Linked DNA regions of Homo sapiens: region 1 is linked to region 2. Evidence: read pairs that join two places in POLR2A ChIA-PET (ENCODE). Cell type or tissue: OCI-LY7. All regions are shown on one strand. Links, peaks and the distances in the headings refer to the core of each region. The heading gives the core; the rest is flanking DNA. Region 1 overlaps SETDB2-PHF11 (SETDB2-PHF11 readthrough). Region 2 overlaps CAB39L (calcium binding protein 39 like).

Region 1 (15,174 bases), core at 3,134-7,133, 87 kb after region 2:
AGAATTCTAAAATTCTGCAATCTTGTCGGGTCAGGCTCTGTGAGTCCTCAGGGTTGCTAAACCCCCCTAGAAAGGAGCCTGGAAAGCCCTGCTGACTATTCTTGGTCCCAGCTACTGATGAAAACCAATGGGCTCTTCCCTAAAATACCTCAGCCTTCATGACACACCTTTAGGTATCCCTCCCTCTCTGAATCTGTACAGTTCCTGAGTTCAGATGGTGAGGGATACCAAACTGTCCAAATGTATGTGGTCCATGAGTTTCGGATAACACATAGCAAGAGTTCAGATAGTGAGAGATGCCTGTCTGTGTAAAAGTCCTCAGTGTGACTCCCATAGTGAGAGATGCCTGTGTAAAAGTCCTCAGTGTGACTCCTCCAACTGCAGAGAATTACACACTTCCTCCAGTCTAGAAGATCAAAAGAGCTAGAAGAGCCGAAATCCATTAAGACACTGTGATATGGGGGGATTTAGCAGGAAAAAGCCACTAGGGAGAACCTGTGGGTCCCACCCCATGTTTTTAATCCATCTGCACTGAAGACAAACTCTGGGTCTAGCACAGCAGTGTTGTCAGCATATCTGTCTTGTCTGTCTTGTTCTTCTCTGTATTCCCCGTTGTCAGAGAATACAAACCACCTCTGTATTCCCAGATGCCAAGACTCTTGGAACCCAAGTACTTGGGAGCTCAGCTCAGGTATCAGTGACTTGACAGCTCTGCCCAGTGCACAGAAACAAGCAATGTTGTACAAAAATGTTCAGCCCTTATACAACAAGAGGCAGCTGCATATCCTGTCAGATAGTATCGCTTTTAATTTGGGAGTCACCAACTTTTGTTTTTTTTTTTTTTTGGTTTTTTTTTTTCTGAAATGGAGTTTTGTTCTCATCGCCTAGGCTGGAGTGCAATGGTGCGATCTCGGCTCACCGCAACCTCCACCTCCCAGATTCAAGCGATTCTCCTGCCTCAGCCTCCCGAGTAGCGGGGATTACAGGCATGCACCACCACGCCTGGCTAATTTTGTATTTTTAGTAGAGACGGGGTTTCTCCATGTTTGTCAGGCTGCTCTTGAACTCCCGACCTCAGGTGATCCGCCTGCCTCGGCCTCCCAAAGTGCTGGGATTATAGGTGTGAGCCACTACGCCCAGCCCCACTGGCTTTTTTTAAGCCTGTACTTTACAAGTTTTAATGTCTGTTTTGAGTGTCCTTTAATAAGAACACAGTATTCTATCAAAGTAGATTTTGGGTCTGAGGTAATTAGAATATTGGGATGTTTTTCCCCCAGTTTCATCCTAGGGCAGGGGACTTTGTGTTGTCAAATATTAACATATATTCTAAAACATTGAAAATTTTAAGTGTAGCATTGTTCAATGGAATAAAACAGAAGCACAGGAGGAACAGATCCAACTATATGAAAAGGAGATTTTAAATTAGTGGCTAACCATTATGAATATAAGTTAGATTCCCATCTCATACATTACAAAACAATTTATTCTATGTTCATGAATAGTTTAATTCTTTTTTTGTTTCATTTTGTTTTGTTTTTTTGAGGAGTTTCGCCCTTGTCGCCCAGGCTAGCATGCAGTGGTGCAATCTCAGCTCACTGCAACCTCCTCCTCCCAGGTTCAAGTGATTCTCTTGCCTCAGCCTCCCGAGTAGCTGGGATTATAGGTGTCCGCCACCATGCCCGGCTAATTTTTGTAATTTTAGTAGAGACAGGGTTTCACCATGTTGGTCAGGCTGGTCTCGAACTCCTGACCTCAGGTGATCCACCCGCCTCGGCCTCCCAAAGTGCTGGGATTACAGGTGTGAGCCACCGCGCCCGGCCAATATTTTAATTCTAAAATTAAATTAAGGCAGGACATGGTGCCTCATGCCTGTAATCCCAGCACTTTGGGAGGCTCAGGAGGGAGGATCACTTGAGCCTAGGAGTTCGAAACCATCCTGGACAACATGGCAAGATCCCTCCTCTACACAAAAATTTAAAAATTAGCTAGATGTGGTTGCATGCACCTGTAATCCCAGCTACTTTGGAGGCTGAGGTGAGAGGATCACTTGAGCTGGGGAGGTTGAGGCTGCAGTGAGCCATGATCATGCCACTGCACTCCAAGCTTGGGTGACAGGGCAAGACCCTGTCTCAAAATAAATAAATTGATTAATTAAAATAAATTAAAATTCTAGAAGAAAACAGAGGTAAGTGTTTTCTATGTCCATCTCACCCAAGAGCAGAAATCATAAAATAAATGATTGTTGTAATTTCATCAAGTAAAACATTTAAATATTCTGTATATCAAAGAATATTATAAACAAAGTTAAAAGACCACATATATGACTAACAAAGGGTTAATACCCTGACTGTTATAAACCAATAAGAAAATAATAATTCAACAGAAAAATGGGCTAAGGACATGAGTGCCTTAGAGAAGAAATGGGATTGTGACCTTACTGCATGTTACATTCGTAAGTCCAGATTATGATCCACTTCTCTCTGCATTTCGTGTTCTTTCCTTTGACTTCATCATCTAACCTTCTGTCCTAACTGTACCTTGATAATACGTTTATTTGTTTGTTTGTTTTGAGACGGAGTTTCACTCTTGTTGCCCAGGCCACAGTGCAGTGGCACATTCTTGGCTCACTGCAACCTCTGCCTCCCAGGTCCAAGGGATTCTCCTGCCTCAGCCTCCCGAGTAGCTGGGATAACAGGCATGCACCACCACGCCTAGCTAATTTTTTTTTTTAATGTAGTAGAGATGGGGTTTCACCATGTTAGCCAGGATGGTCTCGATCTCCTGATCTTGTGATCCACCCACCTCGGCCTCCCAAAGTGCAGGGATTACAGGCGTGAGCACCGTGCCCGACCAAGATTGACCTTCTTAAACAACTTTGTCATCATGTGCTTCTCCTGCTCAGACATCCTCCTTGGCAGCCTTTCAACACGTTTCTCAAATCCTTTCCCAGCTTCCTGTGCAGCCTTTCCTCCTCAGCCTGGCTGCCTTACTGTCTCAGCTCCGATCTCTGGGCCTTTTCCCATATGGCTGCTTCCCTCTACAGTGTTCCTCCTAGCCCATACCCCAACCCACCCCACCTTTCCCTCCTCTCCAGGTTGTACCAGTTCCAGGCCCCTGCCCTTGACAATACTCCTTCCCACGAGGAGCACTTCCTCGGCTACCTCCTTAGCGTGTATTGGAATTCCCACTCACTTGGCAGTTGCACTTTGTGACACTTAATTCTGCCATTTTATTTTCCTAACTGCTATTTAGTCTCCCTGTTTATTTCGTAAGCTTCTTGCAGACACCAGTTCTATCTCACCACATTTCTTTACGTCCTCTGCTCTACTATTCACTAGAGGAGCCCCTCACCACAGATAGCTGTTGAGCACGTACAATGTGACTGGTCCTATTGAGACATGCTTTAAGCACAGAATACACACTGGACTTCAAAGACTCTGTACAAAAGAATGAATAACTTTTATATTGACTAAATGTTGAAAGGATGTAAGTTCTTTGACATATTTGGTTGCATAAAGCACATTATTAGCTTCACCTGTTTCTTTTTTGGGTTTTTTGTTTGTTTGTTTGTGTCGTTTTTGAGACAGAGCCTCATTCTGTTGCCCAGGCTGGAGTGCAGTGGCACAATTTCAGCTCACTGCAGCCTCTGCCTCCTGGGTGCAAGCAATTCTCGTGCCTCAGCCTCCCAAGTAGCTGGAATTACAGGTGTGTGCCACCATACTGGGCTAATTTTTTTGTATTTTTAGTAGTGACATGTTGGCCAAGCTGGTCTTGAACTCCTGACCTCAGGTGATCCACCCACCTCAGCCTCCCGAAGTTCTGGGATTATAGGCGTGAGCCACTAGGCCCAGCCTCCTTTTTGATTTTTTTAATGAGGCTCCTAGAAAGTTTTCAGTGATATCTGTGGCTCACATTTGTGTCTTGTTATATGTTTCTTGTTGGACAGCATCGGTCTAGAGTGCACAACATAGTGACTCAAACACAAGAAATGCTCTCAGGCTGGGTGCAGTGGCTCACACTTGTAATCTCAGCACTTTGGGAGGCCAAGCAGGCTGATCTTGAGCCTAGGAGTTTGAGACCAGCCTGGGCAACATAATGGGACCCCTGTCTCTAAAAAAAAAAATAACAAAAATTAGCCAGACATGGTGGCCTATATCTGTGGTCCCAGCTACTGAGGTGGGAGACTGAGGTGGGAGGATCACTTGAGCCCTGGAGGCAGAGGTTGCAGTGAGCCATCATTGCGCCACTGCACTCCAACCTGAGTGACAGAGCGAGACTCTGTCTAAAAAAAAAGATACTCCCCAGCCCCCCGCCCGGCCAGCCGCCCCGTCCGGGAGGTGAGGGGCGCCTCTGCCTGGCCGCCCCTACTGGGAAGTGAGGAGCCCCTCTGCCCGGCCAGCCGCCCCGTCCGGGAGGGAGGTGGGGGGTCAGCCCCCCGCCCGGCCAGCCGCCCCGTCCGGGAGGTGAGAGGCGCCTCTGCCCGGCCGCCCCTACTAGGAAGTGAGGAGCCCCTCTGCCCGGCCACCACCCCGTCTGGGAGGTGTACCCAACAGCTCATTGAGAACGGGCCAGGATGACAATCGCGGCTTTGTGGAATAGAAAGGGGGGAAAGGTGGGGAAAAGATTGAGAAATCGGATGGTTGCCGTGTCTGTGTAGAAAGAAGTAGACATGGGAGACTTTTCATTTTGTTCTGTACTAAGAAAAATTCTTCTGCCTTGGGATCCTGTTGATCTGTGACCTTACCCCCAACCCTGTGCTCTCTGAAACATGTGCTGTGTCCACTCAGGGTTAAATGGATTAAGGGCGGTGCAAGATGTGCTTTGTTAAACAGATGCTTGAAGGCAGCATGCTCGTTAAGAGTCATCACCACTCCCCAATCTCAAGTACCCAGGGACACAAACACTGTGAGAAACACCCAAGAATGATAAATAAAAAATAAATAAAAAAATAATAAAAAAATAAATAAATAAAAATGAAAAAAAAAAAAAAGATACTCCCAAATTTTTGGTTGTTAGACATGAATGAAAAAAACAGCTAGCTCATTCCGTCTGAGCAGTTTTCACTCTATCTTACCCTTTTTTCTTGCTTGGTGGGAAGCTGGGGACTGTTAATTTGTGTCCCCGGTAGGTGGGACCCAAATCCAAGAAACAGAAATTAAAGAAGAAACTGATCAGAATGTGAAATAAACGCTAGCTCCAAATGCAGCCTTCTGACTTGGTGAAATGAAAGACCTAACTTAAAGAGACAGAGAAGAGATCTGGATAACAGAAGAGACTTAGGGATCACTTAAGCAGTTAACCTCATCTAAATTGAAAACTTTTCCCATTAAATGGTAAAATAAATCTTTCTTTCAAAACTAAAATTTGAAAATTATAAATAAAAGCTGTTTTCTACTACAGAAAATCAAAGGAAGTAAGAGGATGAACATTGCAATGGGCAAAAAAATCTTAAACGAATTCTTGTGGCCAAATAGCAAATAACCAGTTCAAAAACTTTGCCTCTTACTGACACATGGGTGGAGATCTCAACAGCTGGCTTTCTTCTCCCTCTCTCTGCCTCTTGCCTTTTCTTCCTACCTCTTCTTCCCTTAGATTTCTTTCCTTTTTTCCATTCTTCGCCTTAAAAAAAAAATCTACTTCCTACCTTCATGTATCTTTCCTAATCATGATATTGAATTAAAGCACACTTAAAGTACATTGCTCATTTATGTCTTTAATTCTCATAGAATTTATTTTTGAATACAGTATGGCATTAGGATTCTAACTTTTTAAATAGATAATTAACCAGAGCACTATTTCTTAATATGCCATTGTTTTCTTCTTCATTTGTAGTGACAATAATGATTATTATTGAGAGCTTGCTATGGGCAAAGCAGTGTTTTGAGAGGTTTGCCTGTATTTAAATTCCTGGTTGTGTTTCTTGAATAAAGGTCTTCCTCATTTTGGCCAGGCACAGTAGCTCGTGCCTGTAATCCCAGCACTTTGAAAATGCCAAGGCAGAAGGATCACTTGAGGCCAGGAGCTTGAGAACAGCCTTGGCAAGGTAGCAAGACCCCGGTCTCTAAAAAAAAAAAAAAAAAAATTAGCTGGCTTTGGTGGCATGCACCTATAGTCCCAGTGACTTGAGAGGACCACTTGAGGTTGGGAGTTCAAGGCTGCAGTGAGCCACTGCACTCCAGCCTGGTCAACTGAACAAGCCTCTTGTCTCTACATTTTAAAAAGAAGAAGTTATCCTCATTATTAGGCATTTAGAAGTGAACTCATTAATTCTTTTCTTCTATTAGCATAGTAAAAAATAAAAAATAAATAGCTTTTTCACTTGGGTCCCCAATATTTTGTCTCTCTGGGAATTAAGACTCTCTCATAAAAACAAGTGCCCTGCCTTCCACTTGAAGACTGGAAGAGGAGTTAGTGAGACCAAGAAATTCCACTTTTCCATTTCTCACCAGGGATATTACTTATAGGTGTCTTTCAGGTTGCAGAAAAGATGGAAAAAAGGACATGTGCACTCTGCCCCAAAGATGTCGAATATAATGTCCTATACTTTGCACAATCAGAGAATATAGCTGCTCATGAGAATTGTTTGGTAAGTTACTTGAAAACATACTTCAAAGTACATGAGTACTTTTAGTGTAGGACACATAAGAATAGATAAACAACACTTTGGACACAAAGAATAACAAGTTGGCCATGGTTTGAGCTTTTAGGTGAAGATTGGGGAGCATTTCTTTTTTTTTTTTTTTTTTTTTTTGAGACGGAGTTTCACTCTGTCACCCAGGCTGGAGTGTGGTGGCGCAATCTTGAATCACTGCAAGCTCCGCTTCCCGGGTTCACGCCATTCTCCTGCCTCAGCCTCCCGAGTAGCTGGGACTACAGGTGCCCGCCACCATGCCAGGCTAATTTTTTTTGTATTTTTAGTAGAGATGGGGTTTCACCGTGTTAGCCAGGATGATCTCGATCTCCTGACCTCGTGATCTGCCCACCTCGGCCTCCCAAAGTGCTGGGATTACAGGTGTGAGCCACCACGCCCGGGCCTGGGGAGCATATTTTTCTGACTTTGAACTGTTTCAGATTTAAAATATAACAGACACTGATAGACCTTCTACCCAGGTATAATTTCTATCAAAGTCTACAGAATTCTGAGATTTATCCATGTTGGTAAACATAGCTCTAAGTCCTTCATTTTAAATATGATGTTCGATTTCATGACTATATTACCATTAACTGTTCTGTGAATGGGCATTTAGTTTTTCCAGTATTGTTTTCTATGACTAACAAGTCGTCATGAACATTCTTGTCTAGGTCTCCTTCTCATGTGAGAATTTCCCTAGTCTAGGCTATACAGCTAAGAGCAGAATTGTTAGGCACAGGAATGGGGTGTTTTGTACTTGACTAAATACACCAAATTGTTCTTCAAAGAGATTGTACCATTTAATACACCTAACTTACCAAACATCATAGCTTAGTCTAGCTCACCTTAAACATGTTCAGGACACTTACGTTAGCCCACAGTTGGGCACATCATCTAATGCAATGCCTGTTTTATAACAAAGTCTTGAATATCTCATAAAATTTATTGAATACTGTATAGAAAGTGAAAAACAGAATGGTTTATGGGTACTATACAGGAGGATGTGTGTAGGTTATATGAAAATGCTATGCCTTTTAGATAAGGGAACTGAGCATTCACGGATTTTGGTAGCCTTGGGGGTTCCTGGAACCAATCCCCTGCAGACACTGAGGGACGACTGCACTATGGCTTTATTACTAGCCTTGGCTTTTATTTTGGCACTTTGAATTTGTGGATCAGCTTTTCATGTTTGACCAAAATACCTTTTGGAATTTTGATTGGAATTGCATTGCATTTATAGATGAATTTGGGAAAAAAATAGACACATTCATATATTATAATATATTATAAATAATTAATATAAATAATTAGAGAGACAAAACCTGTTAATGGATGGGAAAAAGATGCATTCATATATTATATGTATTAATATATTATTAATGCAGTATGTATTAATATATTATTAATGTGTTATGTATTAATATATTATTGTGTTATGTATTAATATATTATTAATGTGTTATGTATTAATATATTAATTATATATTATATAAATATAAATAATATGCATTTTATATAATATATTACTATATTCATATATTACTATATTCATATATTCATATATAATATATTACTATATTATATATTATAATATATGAATGTGTCTTTTTTTTCCCATCCATTAACAGAGTCTGTCTCTCCAATTATTTAGGTCTTTTATAAATTTCAAAACTGTTAAATAATTTTTATCTGTAGTCATATAGAACTTGGGGTTGGGCATATTCCTGGGCAAGTTTTTTGTTTTGTTTTGTTTTGTTACTTTTTTCTAAAAGCTTTTTAAATGAACTATTATCAGTATATATAAACACTATTTATTTTTATTTATTGATCTCATCCAGCAACCTTACCAAAGTCTTATTAGTTCTAAAACTTCTCTAGATTTACCTGGATATATTGTATGTGGACAATCCTCATCTTTAAATAAGAACAATTTTATTTACTTACCTTTAATTCGGGGGACTCTTAATCTCTTTTTCTTGTGTTTTTCCAGAACATTCAATTATAGCGGTGATTACAAGCAATTAAATTTGGAAGCCCTGTCTTGCTTCTGATATTAATGGGATGCTCCAAAAATCTTATCATTAAATTTGTGTATGTTTTACATTCTTAATGATTTCATTTAATTAAAATAAGGAAGTTACCTTTATCTCTAATTTGCTAAAAATTATAGCGTATTGAATATTACTAAATGCTTGTTCTGCATCTATTGAAATGATCCGGGTTCTTTTTCTCTCTCTGGCCACAAACAGTGCTAAATGCTTTATTTTATTTCACTTTTTTATATACATAATTTGATGTTTATTTTAAATTACAAATTTATGGAAAAGTTGCATATACAGTACAAAGAACTTTTTTTGGTCAGAACCATTTTAAATTAAATGATATGCAATCTATCCTGAATACTTTAGTATGATTTTTTTTTTTTTTTGAGACAGAGTCTTGCTCTGTCGCCCCAGGCTGGAGTGCAATGGTGTGATCTTGGCTCACTGCAACCTCCACTTCCCAGGTTCAAGCGATTCTCCTGCCTCAGCCTCCCAAGTAGCTGGGATTACAGGCACATGCCACCACGCCCAGCTAATTTTTTGTATTTGTGGTAGAGATGGGGTTTCACGTGTTAGCCAAGATGGTCTTGATCTCTTGACCTCGTGATCCACCCACCTCAGCCTCCCAAAGTTCTGGGATTACAGGCATGAGTCACTGTGCCCAGCCTTTAGTATGTATTTTCTACAAATAAGGTGATATGCTTTGGCTGTGTCCCCACCCAAATCTCACCTTGAATTGTAATAATCCCCACGTGTCAAGGGTGGAGCCAGGTGGAGATAAGTGAATCATGGGAGCAGGTTTTTCCCAGGCCATTCACATGATAGTGATAGTGAATAAATCTCATGAAATCTGATGGTTTTATAAAGAGGAGTTCCCCAAAAATCTCTCTTGCCTGCTGCCATGTAAAACATGACTTTGCTCCCCCTTACCTTCTTCCGTGATTGTGAGGCCTCTCCAGCCATGTGGAATTGTGAGTCCATTAAACCTCTTTTTCTTTATAAATTACCCAGTCTTGCGTATGTCTTTATTAGCAGTGTGAGAACTGACTAATACACAAGGACATTCTCTCTCACACTATAACAATATAAACGTCAAAATCAGGAAATTTTGTTATACTACTACCGTCTATTCCTCAAACCACTGAGGTTTCACCTGTTGTACTAATAACGTGTGTGTGTGTGTGTGTGCTTTTTTTTTGAGACAAGGTCTCACTCTGTTGCCCAGGGCTAGAGTGCAGTGGCACCATCATGCCTCACTGCAACTTTGACCTCCTGGGCTCAAGTGATTCTCCCATCTCAGCCTCCAGAGTAGCTGGGACTATAGGCATGTGCCACTGTGCCCAGCTAATGTTTTGTACTTTTTGTAGAGATGGGGTTTTGCCATGTTGCCCAGGTTGGTATCCAACCCCTGGGCTCAAGCAATCCTCCCACCTCAGCCTCCCAAATGCTGGAATTACAGGTGTGAGCCACCATACCTGGCCTAATAACATTTTTTATAACAAAAGATTTTAGCTCATGGGTTGCATTTGGTTATCATGTCTTAAGTTTTTTCATTTTATTCTGTTAGTAATGTGTGTTTTACTTATATATTTTTTCTGCTGTGAAACCATTCTTAGATTAACACCATTTAATGGTGATGTTTTATTTTTACTTATTTATTTGAGACAAGGTCTCCCCAGGCTGGAATGGAGTGGCATAATCATAGCTCACTGCAGCCTTGAACTCCTGGGCTTAAGCAATTCTCCCACCTCAGCTTGGACTACAAGCACGTACCACCATACCCAGCTAATTTTTTATTTATCTTTTTGTAGAAATGGGGGTCCCACTATGTTGCTCAGGCTCATCTCGAACTCCTGGCCTCAAGTGATTCTCCTGTCTCAGCCTCCCAAAGTGTTGGGATTAGAGGCGTGAGCTACCGCTCCCAGCCCAATCGTGATGTTTTTATTCTAATATACTGTTGATGTTGATTTGCTACTATTTTTTAGTTAACTTTATTGGCATAATTTACATAAAATCAAATGTACCCATTTTAAGTGTCCAATTCAGAAAGTTTTGAGACATGTTGAGACCCATGCAACCACTACCACCATCAAGATATAAACATTTCCATTACCCCAAAGGGTTTCCTCAATGTTCTGTGCAATCAATTCCTTCCTACCCCAAGTCCCTGTAGATTTGTCTTATCTTTTCTCAGATTTCATATGAAAGGAATCCTATAGTTGTCCTCCTTTGTGTCACTTCCTTTGCTCAGCATACTGTTTTAGATGCATCTATGTTGCATGTATCTGTATCTTGTTCCTTTATCATTCTTCACAGTACTTAATTGGTATGCATGTATCACAATTTGCTTATTCATTCATCTGTTGGTAGACATGTGTTATTTCCAGTTTGGAGCTCTTATGATAAAAATCAGCTATAAGCATCTGTATATGAGTCTTTGTGTCTTTATTTAGGCCTTTCATAATTTCAAAATTGTTCAATGGCTTTTTTTTTTTTTTTTGAGACGGAGTTTCGCTTTTTTTGCCCAGGCTGGAGTGTGATGGCGCGATCTCGGCTCACTGCACCCTCCGCCTCACAGGTTCAAGCAGTTCTCCTGCCTCAGCCTCGCGAGTAGCTGGGATTACAGGCACCTGCCACCATGCCCAGCTAATTTTTTGTATTTTTAGTAGGGATGGGGTTTCACCATGTTGGCCTGACTGGTCTCGATCTCCTGACCTCAGGTGATCCACCTGCCTTGGTCTCCCAAAGTGTTGGGATTACAGGCGTGAGCCACCGCACCCGGCTATTCAGTAATTTTTATCTGTAGAGGTATAGAACTTGGGGTTAGGCATATTCTGGGCTTGTTTTTTGTTTTGTTTTGTTACTTTTTTCTAAAGTATTTTTAAATGAGCTATTATCAGTATATATGAACACTATTGATTTTTATTTATTGGTCTCATCCAGCAACCTTACCAAACTCTTATCAGTTCTAAAAAGTCTCTAGATTTACCTGGATATATTGTATGTGGACAATCCTCATCTTTAAATAAGGACAATTTTAATTTGGGGCACTCAGTCTCCTTTTCTTGTTTGGTTATGTTTGTCTTGGGTAAATAGCTAGAAGTAGAATTACTGAGTCATAAAGTTAGTGTATGTTTAACCTTAAAAGTGATTGCATTATTTTACATTTCTACCAATAATATGTAAGAATTTCATTTGCTCCACATCCTCATCAACACTGGGTCTTGTTATTTTAGGCAGTCTAGTAGATATATATTGCATCTCACTATGGCTTTAATATGCCTAAGGGTTAATGATATTGAGCATCTTCTCATGTGCTCATTTGCCATTCATAAACCTTCTTTCATGAAGTGTCTATTCAAATTTTGTGCCCACTTTTAATTGAATTGTCTTATTATTGAGTTGTAAGTGTTTTCTAAAATCTGGATACAAGTCTTTTGTCAGAGATATGTATTGTGAATATTTTCTCCCAGTCTCTGGCTTGCCTCTTTGTTTTCTTAGCAATGTCTTTCAAAGACAATTTTTATTTTGATGGAATCCAACTTACTTTTTCTTTATGCTTTCTGATTTTTATAAGAAATCTTCGCCTATGCCAATGTCACCAAAATTTACTCTTATGTTTCTCATGCCCTTTTGTTATTTGAGTGTAATATGTGAAACATTGATCTTCAATTCAGATTTGGAGTCTTCTGGTTTCAAGTAGCACATAGAGACTTGAGCCAGCCTAAACATAAAAGAGGGTTTATGATAAGGTTTTGGGGGCATTTCATGTTTCCTAAAGGCAGGCATGCAGGTGGGTGTAAGAAACAGCTAGAAAGCCATTGGGAACCTAGAATGTCCTCTTTCTAGCCCTTGTTTTTCTTTCTTTGCAGACTGACTTGCTCTAACCACGTGGCTTCAGCTATTGCTCAAAGCCCATTCCACACTTTTAGGATAGGGGATCAGACTGACCCAGCTTGGCATCAGGGTTCCACCCAGGTCAATGAGTTATTAGAGGTCAGGATTACAAAGTATAAAACATGCCCGGAAACCAGGGTCATTCCCAGAGAAATGGGATGGCTTATGGTCTGCTCATCCACCCCCAAAGTTGCCACTGTTTTACCCCCAGTCCATTTCCCACTCCTGGTTTGATTTTCCACTTTTGGTATGATTTTCTGACATGTAGCTTTCAATATTACTTTGTGCATACTCTGGATTTTTTTTTCCAATCTGCAGCTGTATTCTTCAGGACTTGTGGAATGTGAGGATCAGGATCCACTTAATCCTGATAGAAGTTTTGATGTGGAATCAGTAAAGAAAGAAATCCAGAGAGGAAGGAAGTTGGTAAGTGTAAATGATGTTATTTCTTATACTGGATGAACAGACCCTCAAGGAATGCATTCCAAAGGAGTCTATTTGACTGATACACCAGGGATAGAGAAGCATCTTGGAGAGCTGGAAGAAGTAGGAACTGTATTGGAAACCTCAATTCAACTTAACATTTAATTTTTTTTTTTTTTTTTTTGAGACGGAGTTTTGCTCTTGTTGCCCAGGCTAGAGTGCAGTGACACGGTCTCAGCTCACTGCAACCTCCGCCTCCTGGGTTCAAGCGATTCTCCTGCCTCAGCCTCCCGAGTAGCTAGGATTACAGGCACGGGCCACCATGCTCGGCAAATTTTTGTATTTTTAGTAGAGACAGGGTTTCACCATGTTGGCCAGGCTGGTCGCGAACTCCTGACCTCAGGTGATCTGCCTGCCTTGGCTTCCCAAAGTGCTGGGATTACAGGTGTGAGCCACCACGCCCGGCCAACATTTAATATTTTAAAATAAACTACCATATACTTCACCAGTAAAGTGATCTGAGTTAGAATGCTTTTGCTGTAAGTAGAAGAAAGCTCAAGTCAAACAGACTTTTACAAAGAGGATACTTACTTTTTCACTTGATCAGAGAAAACACCTGCTTTCCAAGTTGGTTGATTGAGTGGCTTGATAATGTCATCAGGGGCCCAGGTTCTTCCTCTCTGGCCTCCTGTCCCCAACATCAGCTGGTCCCATTGTGGTCATAGGGTGGCCGCAGGCAGCAACTGAAGCATCAGGCTTTCTTGTTCATACCCAGTGAAAGACAAAGGTCATCCATACACATGGAATAAGCCCCCTTCTGAAAGTTTCATTAGGTTGCACCCCTCTTTCTGCACCAACTGCTGGGGGTGGCCATAACTAATCAGGGGTCAGCTCCTCATGGGTCATAAGGGGGCTATTCAAGGAGGAAGAAATGCTGAGAAGTCATTCCACTGGGCTTATTGCAGCGACATCCTCTCAAGGACCCTTCACATCTTAGCAAGCAGGACAGCAAGTGTGAGCACCTCACATTCTGACTACAACCACAGGGTTAATAACCAGGGACAAATGTATAGTTAGTCTTTGCAAGGCATCAGCATCAGCAGCATCCTGTGGTAGGTGTGTTACATACATTGCTCTAGGTAAACTCCCAGCTATAGGTAAAATGATGCCCATTTTAATCGAAGAAATGGAAAGTGCAGGGTGAAAGGCAACAGTCCAGATGGAATTCTGCAAATTATGCTATCTTAGGCAGTGTACACAATACTGTAGTAGGTCCTGAAGCAAGCCATAAAAATGGACTGTGTGTGGCCCGGGCATGGTGCTGCATGCCTCTAATCCCAGCACTTTGGGAAGCCAAGGCAGTTGAGGACTGCTTGAGCCCAGGAATTTGAGACCAACCTGGGCAATATAGTGGGACCCTGTCTTTACCAAAAAAGAAAAAAAAATTAGCCCGACACAGTGGCATATACCTGTAGTCCCAGCTACTTGGGAGGCTGAGGTAGGAGGATTGGGTGAGCCTGGAAAGTCGAGGCTGCAGTGAGCTGTGATCACACCACTGTACTCCAGCCTGGGCAACAGAGTGAGACTCTGTCTCAAATTAAAAAAAAAAAAAAAGAGTGTGTGGATCCTGCTCTCAATGTCTATGCTATTACTAATTAATACTTGGCAAGACTGGCTGCTGACATCATTAGTGCTGACAATGCCACATCCCTAGGATTTTGGGTGTGATGAGATGGGTGAACTGATTAGAAAGTAGCAGACAGACCTCAACTGGAATATTTTTTTGCTCTTCACTAATTGGATTTGAGTGGGGAGACACAGAGTTAAAGAAATCTCTGTGAAATTCTAGTAGCCATCCAGTTATGAAGAGACCCAGGCTGAGAAATGAGGGCAGTTGATTGGAGGCATAATATTTGGGGGAAAGCAGGTACCTGAGGGTTTCTGCGGACCTTGGGATGCAGACTTCCCTACTGGGAAGGCTTTGGGATGGGTTGGAAGTGGAGGATAAAGGAGAGAAGAGAGGAAAGTCACCTGAGGTAATAGTTACCCTCTCACAGCATTTATGGAACTCTTGGACTATGTGGGCAGATACATGGCACACACCCAGGGTGGGGACAGGCCAGTGCTGTGGTATTTTCAGTAAGCTGGGCAAGTACCTTGAGGGTGAGCAGCAGGGGCCCT
Region 2 (15,174 bases), core at 1,408-5,407:
GTGGTCCTAGCTACTTGGGACGCTGAGGTGGGAGAATCACTGAAGCCTGGGAAGTCGAGGCTGCAGTTAGCCAAGATCATGCCACTGCACTCCAGTCTGGGCAACACAGTGAGACCCTGTCTCTAGAAATTTTAAAAATAAAAATAAAAAATAAAAAATGTGGCCAGGCGCGGTGGCTCACACCTGTAATCCCAGCACTTTGGGAAGCTGAGGTGGGTGGATCATGAGGTCAAGAGTTCAAGACCAGCCTGGCCAATATGGTGAAACCCCTTCTCTACTAAAAAAAAAAATACAAAAATTAGCGGGGTGTGGTGGTACACACCTGTAATCCCAGCTACTCAGGAGGCTGAGGCAGGAGAATCACTTGAATCTGGGAGGCAGAGGCTGCAGTGAGCCAAGATCGTGCCACTGCACTCCAGTCTGGGTGACAGAGCAAGACTCTGTCTTGGAAAAAAAAAAAATTAAATTAAAATAAAATTAAAAATGTGGGCTCTGATATATTTATGATCTATACACTCTACACTATGGTACTGGTGAAGCCTATAGACTTCTGAGTTTCCATTATAACCCCATGTTGAGTAAAGTTTTAAGGGCACAGGAAGGGTGCTGATTTGGACCTCATACAGAACAACTTTAGTGACACTAGAATGTGAGCTTTGTGAGGGCAGGATGTTGGTGTGTTTTGCTCACTGCTTCATCCTCAGCACCTAAAATAATGCTTTGTACACGGTAGGCACTCAACAAATATTTGTTAATAAATCTCCAACTAATTTTTTAAAAATTATAAATTACTTTCCTGTTTTCTACTATGCCTTTTGTCTCTAATCATAAGGAAAAACAGAGAGGAAGTGCTGACTTTTAGATGATGAGTGGGGAAGCTCATAAAGACAGAACTGGAGTTTTTTGGTTTTCATTGTGTTTTTTGTCCTACAAAGCAAATAATGCTTTCTCTCAGAAAGAAGCTCACTCAGGCTTACTCTGACATGTTCAACTTTACTACTGACTTTCCTAACAAGCAAAGAGCATTTATGCTGAACCACATCTTCTGGAAAGTCTTGCTTTTACCCCAACTGTCTCACTGTTCATGGATGGGGAGGTGCAACTAAACTGGGTTGTAGTGAGGACAGAACATGTCACTCTGTTACTGGCTTTAGAAAAAGTAGAGCCAGTGGCCTATGATTCCAAATAGAAGAACTATTGCCCTTCTACAGAATGTGCTTTCAAACCTTGCCCCTGACCCACAACAAAAAATACGGCTAACACAAAAACCCCAGTAACAAGCTAACATGTGTGCAAGTAAAGCAAAAGTTTCACAAAACAACTGCTCTTACCACATCTGATGCAGTCTGATATTGTCTATGCTATTCAATTTAATATTTTTAAACTGTGGATTACAGCTCAGCAAACTGATTTTATGACCTACTAGTGAGTGGAAAGCCACAGTTTGAACAATGCTGACAAGGAGACAGTGCTTTCTTCCCCTGGACCTGTAGGCACTATGTAACGGAGTATCTAGTCATGAAGAAAACTGGCTCTGGAGCCTCCTACCTGACTTCACGTACTGCCTCTGCAACTTACAAGGTGCCTGGACAAATTACTTAACCTCTCTGGGCCCCTATTTCCTCATATGTAAAATGGAAATAACATACCTATGTCATAGGATTATTATAAGGATTAAATGAATTAATGTATAAAGTACTCAGAATAGTGCCTGGTACACAGTGAGCACTGTATAAATATTAGCTAAGATTATTATTATTAATGTGCCTACTGAGGAGGAAAAACACACACTGAGAATTAGGTAAGATGTAAGAGAAGGTCAAGAGGTCCTACGTATCCTGATGCTCTTGTTAGAAGCAGAAAAAGAAAACTGATAATCTCAAAATCTTCTACATAGAACCAAGCAAATGTTAGTCTATAGTAATTTGGTGTTTCTCTTTGATGCCTAAATAGATATTTGAATTAGATCTCACAGTTTATGTTGGCATCTAAAATCTCACTGGCTCTTATCTGAACCCAATCCACTCCTGATTAAGATAATGGTTGGATAGTAATCCATTCCTGATTAGTGTTGAATAGTTAATTTTGAGATAGTGGGCACTTTATATTCCAATTTTTAAAATAGCCTTATTGAGATATCATTTACATACCACAAAATTTCATTATTTGAGTATACCAGCCAATGATTTTAGGGGATTGAGGAGAGTTGTGTAATCAACGCTGCAATTCAATTTCAGAACACTTCCTTTACTCCTATTTGTATCATCTGCCTACTTGCAGTCTGCCTATTTTAAATGAGGAAAACAATCATGCATTGCCAGGCCATCCAAAAACCCCAACTAATTCCCGCAAATATGACTAACATACCCAACTTAACTATTTAACACTACTGTACCAGATAGAAATTACATTTTCCTTCTACAGTGAAGCCAACATGTCCTGTAATGTAAATAAACAATAGAATAATATGTTAACGATATTAAAAATATTATCTAAATTGGACTCAGGCACCTGGCAGAAGCAAATAACAGAAGCAAATAACGGAAGCAAAAACCTTCAGGGAAAGGAAAGAGAAAATAACAATAAAATACACCTTTGGGAGCTTAAGAGGATGGGGATATTCTATCAGGGGAAGACTGAAATAAAACTGTAATAGCCTCTTATGTTTTCCCCAAGAAGTTTTCAGCAGTGCTTACAGGCAGAATTCTTATCCCATGTTTTCAATCCAGAAATTAAAATCTGAGTTAAAAAAAACCCTGCAAGTCATTATGCTAAATATTCAGAAAGTGAGAATACCCACTAGGGATGGCTATAATGAAAAAGACATACTAAGCACTGGCAAAAATGTAGAGAAACTGGAACTCTCAAACATTGCTGGTAAAAATGTAAAATGGAGCAGCTGCTTTAGAAGCAGGTCAATAGTTCCTCAGAAATTAAACACAGCCACCGTATGACCCAGCAATCCCACTCCTAGGTTTATATCCAAGAGAAATGAAAACATACACCCATACAAAAACTTATACATGAATGTTCAAAGCAGCATTATCCATAATACCCCAAAAGTAGAAAAAAAAATGTCCATTAACTGCTGAATGGATAAATGTGGTACATTCATAAAATGGAACATTATTTGGCAAAAAAAGGAATGAAGTCCTGATACATAATACAATATGGGTGAAAACACTATGCTAAGAAGCCAGTCTCAAAAGGTCACATATTGTATGATTCCATTCATATAAAATGTCCAGAATAGGCAAATCCAGAGACATAAAATAGGTTCATAGTTGTCTAGAGTTAGGAGGGTTGAGAGGAAAGGGGAAGTGACTGCTAAGGGTTACAGAGCTGCTTTGCAGGAAGATGAAAGGGTTCTAAAATAATTGTGAGGATAGTTACACAACTCTGTGAACATACTAAAAACTACTGACTTGTACACTTCAATGGGTGTTCTAGAATTCTAGGATACATTAATTCTATCTCAATAAAGCAAACACATTTTGTTTATTTATTTTTTTGAGACACAGTCTCGCTCTTGTCACCCAGGCTAAAGTGCAGTGGCATGATCTCAACTCACTGCAACCTTCCCCTCCTAGGTTCAAGCGATTCTTCTGCCTCCTGAGTAGCTGGGATTACAGGCATGTGCAACCATGCCCGGCTAATTGTAGTTTTAGTACAGCCCGGGGTTTCACCATGTTGGCCAGGCTGGTCTCAAACTCCTGACCTCAAGTGATCTACTCACCTAGACCTCCTAAAGTGCTGGAATTACAGACATGAGCCACCACGCCCAGCCAAGCAAACATATTTTAAAAGCATCATTTTGCCATGTGCTTTTTACTCTTTCACCTCATGTATATTTGAAAAGAACCTTATGTTTTTAATTAATTTACATTTTATTCATCAAAATGTTTTGTTTTTTGAGATGGAGTCTCACTCTGTTGCCCATGCTGGGTGCAGTGGTGCGATCTCGGCTCACTGCCACCTCTCCCTCCCAGGTTCAAGTGATTCTCTTGCCTCATCTTCCTGAGTAGCTGTGATTACAGGTGCATGCCACCATGCCTGGCTAATTTTTGTATTTTTAGTAGAGACGCAGTTTCACCATGTTAGCCAGGCTGGTCTCGAACTCCTGACCTCAAGTGATCCACCCGCCTCGGCCTCCCAAAGTGCTGGGATTACAGGCGTGAACCACCCTTAGTCATCAAAATATTTTCAAAGAACTATTCGATAAATATCAAGTCTTTCAAAAGTTCTTCAAAAGCTTATTTTCCTCCTTTGAATCATAAAGTTCTATTCCACTAAAAAATATGAAATTCCAGCCTGAGCAACATGGCAAAACCCTGTCTCTCAAAAAAATACAAAAATTAGCCACATGTGGTGGCATATGCCTGTAGTCCCAGCTGCTCAGAGGACTGAGGTGGGCGGACTGCTTGAGCCCGGGAGGTCAAGGCTGCAGTGAGTCAAGATCATACCACTGCACTGCAGCCTGGGCAACAGAGAGAAAAGAAACCCTGTCTCAAAAAATAGGAAGAAGAAGAAATGAAATTCAAAATGTAAAATTTCCAGTGCTTGAATCACAGTTTTCAAATTCAGCTTCAGTACTGTCAATTGGCAAAACAACAACAACAAAAACCCCAAACTTTATTATTTTAATCTATTTGGTTCATATTTTGCAAGAGATGGTGGATCTAGAAAACTTTAACCGGGATTTTATGACCTTCCCCTCCCCACCCCGCCAAATCTGAACAAAGAGCTCAAACTACTTTTTTTCCTTCTTTTATTCCATATCATATAGAAGAATGCCACAGTTGCAAAAGAGCAAGCTATCTCTAAAATCCAGGGCCAAGATCAGCAATCCCAGTACTTAAGTCAAAAGAATCAATAAACAGTAAATAGGATTAATTAAATTCATTCTATGTTTCAATTTGTCCAGGTTTTAAACACATTATTCAATCACAGCCATCATAAAATAAGAAATATTATATTAAACGCATTAACTTTAGATTAGAGGATGACAAGTTTAAGGAAGTTGCAGACATCCATTTAGATATCTGTGAAAGGACAATTATTTTAATATTCTTTAATGTACAAGATTTTATTAATATTTCTACAGCACTGTCAAGAAAAAAAGGAGGCCCCAATGAACTGACAAGTAGGCTAACATATAGATTTGTCTTGCCATATTTCTCTATGTAAGTAAATTCAGTTCTGAAAAATAATGCATAAATATACTTTAATGATACAACTTCATTTATCCTCACCTTGTTGACTTTTTCATCTTATGTTCCCAAATCTACTCCTCTGCTGGGTTATTAGCATTTTGCAGTTATAGTTATATATTTTATCAATGTATTAGAGACAGCTAATTGCCTTCCAATATCTGTTCTCCACTTCTTCCCTAACAAAACGCTGTTTATTTCATCACTTTGCCAAACAGTATAAAAGCTCAATTTTCCAGGCTGTCGCCTCAGCTTCCCAAGTAGCTGGAATGTCAGCTAAAGGAGTCAGTGTGACTTAGTCCTGGACAATAAAATGCAAGTAGGGGCTTCTGGGTAGACATATTTTTCTTTATTCTTCTAAGTAAAACCAAAAGCCATGTACATTATGTTTATTATATAAAATGTGTTTGCTTTATTGAGATAGAATTAATGTATCCTAGAATTCTAGAACACCCATTATTCTAACTTTATTAGAAATGCTAAGCATCAGTATTACTGTTGGAATTACGAGAATTTGAAAGATAGCTGCATATAAGGTCAAGAATCAGTAAGTAGAACTACAAAGCAGAAAAAAAATTATTACATTTAATATAACAGTAAATTCTAAGGGACTTAGAAATAAATTTAGCAAGCGAAGAACACATCTGCATGAAGAAAAAAATAATAATCATATCTAAGGGCAAAGAATAAGATCTGAACTAGTGAGCAAAATATCTGTACATTATATTTCAACTAAAACCAAAAGGATTCTGAAAGGTGGAGAGACGACAAACTGGCTAGGGACCTCAGGACCCAGGAGAAAACATGGTAATGATATCCTGAATTTTCTTATTTTTGCTTTCTATATCCCACTCTGGATACTGGTGAAGCCAGCAACCCAGGAACACCAAGTGCAAAGAAACTGCCTCCCCTCTCTGCCCGCCCCTGGAAAAAGACTGCTTTCTCTAGCCAAAGGAACATGAAAGGGGCAGCAAGACAGAAAACTTAAAGGCAATAAATAACTCCAGACAAACACCACAGAAAAAAGTGAAACTCCACCCGACCCCCACCAGCAAAAACCAAGTGGAAAGCCTAGACTTCCATCCCTGTCTGGCTGTAAGAGGAGGCACCCCAAGCTCTTTCCCTAAATGGGGAACAAGGGGAAAGTTGGGACATTCATCCCCCTTGAGCATGATCTAATATCCCCCTTCCCATCTGCGCTAGTGGAGACCACTTTAGGAGCCTGGACTTGCAGCCCACGCATCAGTCACAAGGTGCTCCTCCCCCGACTGCAGGAGTGGTGCCAGAGGAGACTTGTTGAGTGCTGGACTTTCACCACCACTTAGCAGTACCAAGGCCTCCCCTCCACATGGTGTCAGTGGAGGTCCATCAGAGAGCAGTAATAAGGCACTCCTCTACCTCCTAATGAGAGGGGTACCAGTGGAGGCCTAGTGGAGAGCCTGAACCTCCTCCTCTACCCAGCAGTAACAAGCAAACCCCCTCCCCTAGGTGGTCAACTGAGAACAGGGAGAGAACCAAGCCCCTCTGGTGGTAATGAGGCAACCCTGTCTACCCCCAGCAGTAGTGTTGGAGGGTGCCTGCTAAAACACAGATTTAAGTAAGACCCAGAGTCTTATAACATAATACACACAAAAAATAATAATAATACACAAATGTCCAAGTTTCAGTCAAAAATCACTTATTTAATCACAAAGAGATATACCATTTGTTTGATGGGGGCGGGGAGAGAGGGATAACTTATACCAAGAACCAATAAAGATCTCAAACTGAATGATTAAAGACAATCAAAAGATGTCAACACTGAGATGAAACAGCTTGACTGTGCAACAATTTTCTTTTCCTCTCAAAATCTTCTGGCCCTTCAGATTAACACTCCACTGACATTGCACTTATACAGTAAAAGCCTTTACTAATTTATAAATTATAAACTTTGTGATAAAGGAAAGAGTTAAGTATTTCCAAGGAATTTTAGCCCAAGGAAAAGTCGGCATTTAAAAATTTATTTCTGGCCGGGCGTGGTGGCTCACACCTATAATCCCAGCACTTTGGGAGGCCCAGGTGAGTGGATCACTTGAGGCTAGGAGTTCAAGACCAGCCTGGCCAACATGGCAAAACCTTATTTCTACTAAAAATACAAAAAGTTAGTTGGGCATAATGGCATTAGCCTGTCTTCCCAGCTACTCAGGAGGCTGAGGCAGAAGAATGGCTTGAACTGGGAGGTGGAGGTTACAGTGAGCTGAGATTGTGCCACTGCACTCCAGCCTGGGAGACAGAGCGAGACTCTGTCTCAAAATAAATAAATAAATATAATTTTAAAGTGTATTTCTCCCTTAATTTTTTTTTTTTTTGAGGGATGAGTCTCACTATGTCCCCCAGGCTGGTCTCAAACTCCCAGGTTCAGTGATCCTCCCACCTCAGCCTCCTGAATAGCTGGGACTATAAATGCACCCGGCTTCCCTTACTTTTTTATTTCTTAAACTTACCGTTGATTAGAAGCAACCGGAATGAATTCCTTGCACTTCTCAAATTTATTATTCTCTAATATTAGTTACCGTGCAATTCTTACAAGACCAAAAGCATTTTAAAAGTCAATCTTTAAGTATTAAAAAATATACTGGAAAGACTCACCAAAATAATTTATGAATGAGATGATACTAGGTCATTTTTAAGAACACTAGAAAATGTTATTTTTACATTCTCAGTGTACAGAATTTTTTCCAAGTTATACGTAAAAACTAGGAAAAAACAAAATCCACAGACCTAATGCAGAAATGTGATACAGCTTGGGTGAGGATAAAAAGAGGAAGAAACAGCTGTGCTACTCATGAAGGACTATACCATAGATCATTGATGCTCTATCATTAGTATCATCAGGATCACCTGGACGGCAGGTGAAACAGATTACTGGGTCCTTTCCGCAGAATTTCAGATTAAATAAATCTAGGGCAGGTGAGAATTGGCATATCAAACAAGTCCCCAGGGGACGTTGATTCTGCTGGTCCAATGACCACATTTTGAGAACCACTGCCTTAAAGAGATGATGCCTGTGCAGATCACAAAATATAATAATAAAGGTCAGCTACTGGAAGCCTAACTCTAGTGAAGCAAGCAGAACAGCTGTACCTAATTCTGAATTAAGAGTAAGAATTAGAGGCCAGGGACAGTGGCTCACATCTATAATCCCAACACTTTGGGAGGCCAAGGTGGGAGGATCACTTGAGGCCAGGAGTTCCAGAGCAGCCTGGGCAACAGAGAAACACTCCCATCCCTACAAAAAATAAAATAAATCATTTTTTAAAAAAAGAGTAAAAATTAGTAGGAGAGAAAGGGAAGTCAGACCCTAAGTTGCTGTAAAGGTAAAAGTTCATAAAAACCAGAAAATAAAAACAAGTAAGCAACTCTCTTCCCATACACGACAACCTTATTAATGCATTTATTCAACATTTATTGAACAAGAACTATATACCAGGTACAACACATGGAGAACACAAACATAAATAAGCATTAACTGCTAAAGAGCTCATCATCTATAAGGTGAAACAGAACAAAAAGTAATTGTAGACCTAGAAAAGTTAAGGAATTTAACTAAAATGACAAACACAGAAAAATCTGTTCGGCAAATTTCTAAGTTATAACTTCAATGGCATTCTTATTCTTTGGTGACAGGAAAGAAAAAGGGAGCAACTTCACTCTATTAACAATAAAAATCTCTAAAAATAGAATAACAAGTCCATACTGACATAAGCTATTGAATAATAAATAAACGGGAGAGAAGAGACAATCTCCTGTGCAGAAGAATTCCAAGTAATTAGCAGGTGGAACATAACTCCCCACTCCCTGAGTGTAAGTTATAGATCGTGACTTCTTTCCAGAGAGCAGCATGAAAAGAGGGGTAATGGAAACCTGACTGTGGAGAAACCTCACCAACACTACCTCACCCTAGTGATCAAGGTCAACATCAACAGTGATAAGTCACATTGACAGTATGTGATGAAAATGGCACTGCGCTTCTGCGATCTTCCTCAAAACTCGTAACCCCAGTCTAATAAAGAGAAAAACATCAGACAAGTTCAAATTGAGGAACACTTTTACAAAGCACTTAACCAACACTTCTGAACACTGTGAAGGTCATAAAAAACAAGGAACGTCTGAAAAACTGTCACAGCCAAAAGGAGCCTAAGGAGACATGATGACTACATGTAACGTGGCATCCTGGAACAGAAAAGGCTCATTAGGTAAAAACCAAGACAATTTGAACAAAGTATGGACTCTAATTAATGATAATGTAAAAATGTATCAGTATTAGTTCATTAATTGTAACATGTTAATATGTAACAGTTAATAAACTGGTTGTAGGATATATGGGAACCCTCTGCACCATCTTCGCAATTTTTCTGTAAATCTAGAATGGTTTTAAGAAATAAAACTTATTTTAAAACTTGAGAATTAACTTCTCAGAACACTAATTTAGTTTTTAAAAGTCAAAAAATTCCAATGATGGAAAATAAAGGAATACATGAATATATTATGGAATAAATAAGTATATGGAGATTTGCTCCTGACAGGAATTTCTAAATAAGTTTAATGTATATTTTATAATGAGAGGATGGGAATATCAAATTATATATTTTTAAGTTAATGGTACTGAGTTCATTTCACCAGAATTACACCATTATAAAGCTACGATTGACAAAATCCACAAGAATGCATTAAGCAGAAAACACGGCCAAAAACTTTTCAGTAGTAAAACTAATTTAAAATGTAACAAGCACAAAGCAATTCCAATTAAATAAATAATGAAATAGGATGTCAGTTTAGAAAAGAATGAATCTGAATTAATATTTCACAATGCACATGGTAATATATTTCAGGAGGTTAAAAAAGTAAACCTAAGAAAAGTCAAAAAATAACTAAACAGGAGAACATTTTTTTACTTTACCTTAGAAGAAAAATTTGAGTCCTGAAGAAAAAGACAATTTCAATATTGAAAACTTTTATTTTTACATGAAAAATAAAAACTTTTTATGCAATCAATAAAACAAAAATTATAGGAATAAATGTAACAGACTAGGAGAAATCATTACAAAGCTTGCTACCCAAAATATCCATATACAAAAATATAGGCATATGTAGAAAAATACATATGTCTATACACACGTATATAGAGATGAGTATAAAAGTTCAGTTGTGCATTGCCAAGGGAATAATTTCCAAGTAGGAATACAATAAATGAATCAAGACATAGCAAAATGCATAGCTCTGGTAGCAAAATTATTTGGTAAACTATGCAAAAACAGGCACAAAGCTAAAAATATTTACTATTTGGCTTTTTACAGAAAAGGTTTGCCAACCCCTGGGCTAAAGAAGCAAGTTAATTCACTGACCCACACAATTTTTAGTGAGGTTGAGATAGTCATTACAGACAATCCTTTTCAAAAAAGGAGGGAAATGCAAAGTACATAGAATCAGGTTACTAAAATACAGAGGGAAATGTTGGAAATCTGGAAATTCGTTAAGACTCAGTCCTATTTCCATCGGGAAATGATTCTCCATGGCTCTGGGATCCATCTTCCAGGTTCAGCCCTCTGAGACACTCTTTCTTTTTAATGAAAGGTAGCACTTGCTTTCTGCTAAGCAGTTTTCTCATCATGCTTCCTACTTGTAGAAGTTTGGGGGTCCAAAGGCATCTTTTCATTTTGTACTCTCTGACCCCTTTAATCCAAACTAGTAGTGATCCTTAAAATACATTCCTCTTAAAGCTTTGTGGGGGTCCTAGGAATCTCACTGGGGTTCTTTGCATTAAACAAAAGCCACACGCACAAATCTTTTTCAGATAAGCCCTCCTCTACCTTGAGATTCTGCTGAAATGGCTGCAGGATAAGGACCATCCCCTTAAGTTTCTTGGACGCGCTATTGTTTGATTGAATGGATTGGTCAGTCACACCATTAGTCTTTCTTTAGAGGCCCTTTTATGTGACTGAAAAGTACTCTGAGGCAGAAACTTAGATCTTTCTTAAATTTTAACAAAGGATTTTACAGCCACACTCTCAACTTTGTCCTTAGTTTTCCTGACAATGCCTTGGATCTATCTGATCCTTGTTCAAGAAGGAAACCAGAATATTTCACCCTAAAATATGCTTCTTTAAAATATTTTTTTTTTTGAGACGGAGTCTCGCTGTGTTGTCCAGGCTGGAGTGCAGTGGCATGATCTCAGCTCACTGCAAGCTCCGCCTCCCGGGTTCAAGCCATTCTCCTGCCTCAGCATCCTGAGTAGCTGGGACTACAGGCGCCTGCCACCACACCCGGCTAATTTTTATATTTTTAGTAGAGACGGGGTTTCACCGTGTTAGCCAGGATGGTCTCGTTCCCCTGACCTCGTGATCTGCCTGCCTCGGCCTCCCAAAGTGGTGGGATTACAGGAGTGAGCCACCGCGCCCAGCCAATTTATTGCTCTTTATTGAAGATTTTCTATGAGCTGGGATTCTAAACCACTCTAAGCCACTCTTGAGTTACTTTTCTCTCATGTGAACTGCACTGCAGCATTACTATACGTGTTTGTTTCTCTCTTGTTCATCTGTTTTTTGCTGCAGGAGTCTGTCCCAACTACGAACTTATGAAGGTTGAGGAAAATTATTATTTCTCCCTTTCACTTAGAAGAAGCCATTTCTTAATTTAGCATCATTTACTGTTTGGAGAGGCTGACATGGTCAAAACTATCAAGTCTCAGCACCTTCAGGTTTATCAATCCTTTCTTTAGCATACTTGCTCCTGTCACTCTTTAGGCACAAACCAGGTGGCACCTTCAAGTCTAGTTGGAAATCTTCTTAGCTACGGTACTCAGTTCATTATGTGCATTCTAGTTTCTACATTACTACAGGTGACAGTGTTGCATTATAAAGCTTATGCTACTATATTAGAAGGATCCCCTTTCCTCCAGTTTCTAAAAAGATTCTCCCATTTTCCTTTAAGCCCTTCCTGGCAACCTCACCAAAAAAACATGAGTCTACAGTTTCTCCAAGATACTTTAGATTTACACTGACAGTGTCTTCAATGTCCATTCACCTTTCATCCACTACGAAGTTCCAAAGCCATGCCCACTTAAAATATTTGTTGCTGGGCACCATGGCTCATATGGGATTGTTCCCAAAGCAATCCCAGCACTTTGGGAGGCCAAGCAGGAGGATCACTTAAGCCTAGGAGTTTGAGACCACCCTGGGCAACACAGTAAGACCATATCTCTACAAGAAATAAAAGAATTAGCTGGGCGTGGTGGTGCACACTTGTAATCCCAGCTACTTGGGAGACTGATATGGGAAGACTGCTTTAGCCCAGGAGGTCAAGTCTGCAGTGAGCTGTGATAGCATCACTGCACTCCAGCCTGGGCAACAGAGCAAGACCCTAGCTCAAAAAAAAATTGTTGACATCACTTATCTTACTTCATTTGAACTGCTATATCAGAATAACATAGATGGGTGGCTTATAAACAATATAAATTTATTTCTCACAGTTCAGGAGGTTGGGAAGCCCAAGATGAAGGTGTCAGCAGATTCAGGGTCCAGTGAGGGCCCACTTCCTGGTTCACAGATGGCCATCTTTTCGCTGTATCCTCACATAGTGGAAGGCGAAACAAGCTCTCTCAGGACTCTTACAAGGACACTAATCTTATTCATGACAGCTACACCCTAATGACTTGATCACCTCCTAAAGGCCCCATGTCCAAATACCATCTCATTAGGGATTAAGTTTCAACATAGGAATTTTGTGGGGACACAATCAGTCTACTGCATCAATCAACCTCTAGTGCCAGTATCAAATTAGTTGTCTACTGTGTAACAATTATCCAAAACTTGTAAGCTTAAAACACATAGCTTAAGATCTATTATTTCACATAGTTTCTGAGAGTCAGGAATCCAGGAGTAGTTAGCTCAATGGTTCTGACTCAAATGTCAGCCTCAGGCAGGAATGCAATCATCATGAAGTTTGACTGGAGCTGGAAGGACTACTGGCTACTGGCTAGAGGCTTTGGTTCTTTGCTGTTTGGGCCTCTCCATAGGGATGCTCACTTGACTAGCTTCTCCCAGAGCAAGTGATCAGCAAAAGCGTGATAAAGATGGAAACTGCAATGTCTTTAATAATCTAATCTTAAAATTAACATTCTGCTGTTTTTTATTGGTCACACAGACCAGTCTTGGCACAGTATGGAAGAAGAATGAATCCACAGGGCGCAAATACCAGCAGGTGGTGGGGGCCATCTTGGAGGCTGGCTGCTGCAGTGGCTTGGCAATTCCAGGCAGAGTCTCATTTACAACACCCAAATAAGGAAGGAAAGAAACAGGGAGGGAAAGGGGGAACTTCTTCACATAACTTCTCTTTTCTTAGGGGGAAAATATTGTTCAGGGAGCTCTCCAATAAACTTCTATATCTCTTTGGCCTGAAGAGAATAAAACAGTTACCCACTAAGTGCCAAGGAGCCTAGAAAAATAAGTATGTGGCATTTTTTGCCTCAATCATAAAAAGAAAGCAGGAAAGTAGGAGGTTGGTATGACTTTTGCATAGACAACGGTCTACCACAAAAGTTAAGTAAAAAGCATAGCAAAGATAAACAAGTCAATGATTACAATCACATATTTTGAATATATATTTCTAAATTCCAGAAATTAAATGGTTTACTTCAAAGATGTCTGAAAATTTGTTTTTAAGTTGATATAAATGTAAACAAAAAATGCTAAATTAATATTCCTCACTATAATTATATAGCATTTTATAATATCCAGACTGTTCATATGTATTCTTTACAATAGCCTTGAAAGAAAACTAAAGCAAATATTATTATGTTAGCCCCACTTTACAGATAAGAAACATGAATCAATGGTATGACCATAGCTCACTGCAGCCTTCAACTCCCAGACTAGAGTGATGCTCCTGCTTCAACCTTCCTAGTAGCTGGCCCTACAGGCATGCCACCATACTGGCTAATTTTTAAAATTTTTTTAGAGATGAGGTCTTATTATGTTGCCCAAGCTGCTCTTGAATTCCTGACCTCAAGCGGTCCTCCTGCCTCAGCCTCTCAAATAGCTGAAATTACAGGCATGAGTCACTGCACCCAGCAAAAAATTATCATTTTTGACAACACTAATACTACAGTAATTTGCTTAACCCTCTATCACTGACATTAGGTTATTTCCCATTTGTCACTCTCATAGTCAATCCTATCAAAATATTTTCATGCATTATTTTTCCCTCCTTACTTAGTTTATTTTATTAGGAAAAAATACCACAAATTGGCTGACTGGGTCAAAACATACATACATTTTTTAGAACCTTGCTATATGCTGATTTCTAAAAGCAATTTAATATAGTTTAGTTAACTAAAGATGCTACCAGCATGAGTATACCATGAGGTTCACCAAAACCTCACCATCCCCAAGTACCTCGTTGAATTCTTGCTTATTTAGAATGAAATAAAATGTTCTCTTATAGTTTTAATTTGCATTTATTTGATTACTTGTGGGATTGAACACTCCTTTTTGTGTTTTTCACTTTGTTCTTATGAGAACTATAAATTCATATCTGTATTTCATTTACTATAGTCTTGAGATTTTTCTTATAAAATTTAATAAGTTATTTCTCATAAACATGCTTTGTTATTTGGTTCAAATATTTCTTCTAATGTTACCTTTTTTATTTTGGTTTAACCAACATTCATTTGTACAAAAAAAGTTATATAATAATTCTATTCTATAAAATGCTCTTCAGTGTTTTGTTTTGTTTTTTCACTCCAAAATGGAAAAGTTACTAGCTGTCCAAAAAGTTGATAAACATGCTACCAGCTATAATACTTATTCTCCTTTTAATCAGCCTGGGGTTTATTTTGATCTATGATATTCAATTTAAATTTAGTTGCACAATTCAAAAATTGCACTTAACTAAAGATGCCCTTTTGCATGCTGCTAACTGCTATAGA

The links. Peaks named below come from ENCODE experiments on the same cell type or tissue, not always from the same donor. Only the 100,000 strongest peaks of a DNase experiment are listed, where the experiment ranks them.
Region 1: POLR2A ChIA-PET joins it to region 2 with 5 read pairs; 4 of 35 experiments call an interaction of 5 or more read pairs at or near these places.

The regions. Positions count from the first base shown.
Region 1 is chr13:49,500,171-49,515,344 of GRCh38, forward strand. SETDB2-PHF11 (SETDB2-PHF11 readthrough) reads left to right here. Exons shown (of 21, transcript NR_135324.2): 13 at 12,889-12,996. It overlaps PHF11 (PHD finger protein 11), which reads left to right. Exons shown (of 10, transcript NM_001040443.3): 2 at 6,465-6,586; 3 at 12,889-12,996. Among named protein-coding and RNA genes, the nearest start is that of PHF11, 12 kb to the left of the region's middle. In OCI-LY7, for the core only: no CTCF peak of the experiment used is centred there; no DNase peak of the experiment used is centred there.
Region 2 is chr13:49,415,074-49,430,247 of GRCh38, forward strand. The region is part of intron 3 of CAB39L (calcium binding protein 39 like); the gene reads right to left. Among named protein-coding and RNA genes, the nearest start is that of CAB39L, 21 kb to the right of the region's middle. In OCI-LY7, for the core only: no CTCF peak of the experiment used is centred there; DNase peaks (open chromatin) are centred at 3,328 and 3,968; H3K4me3 peaks cover 2,139 bases; H3K27ac peaks cover 2,226 bases.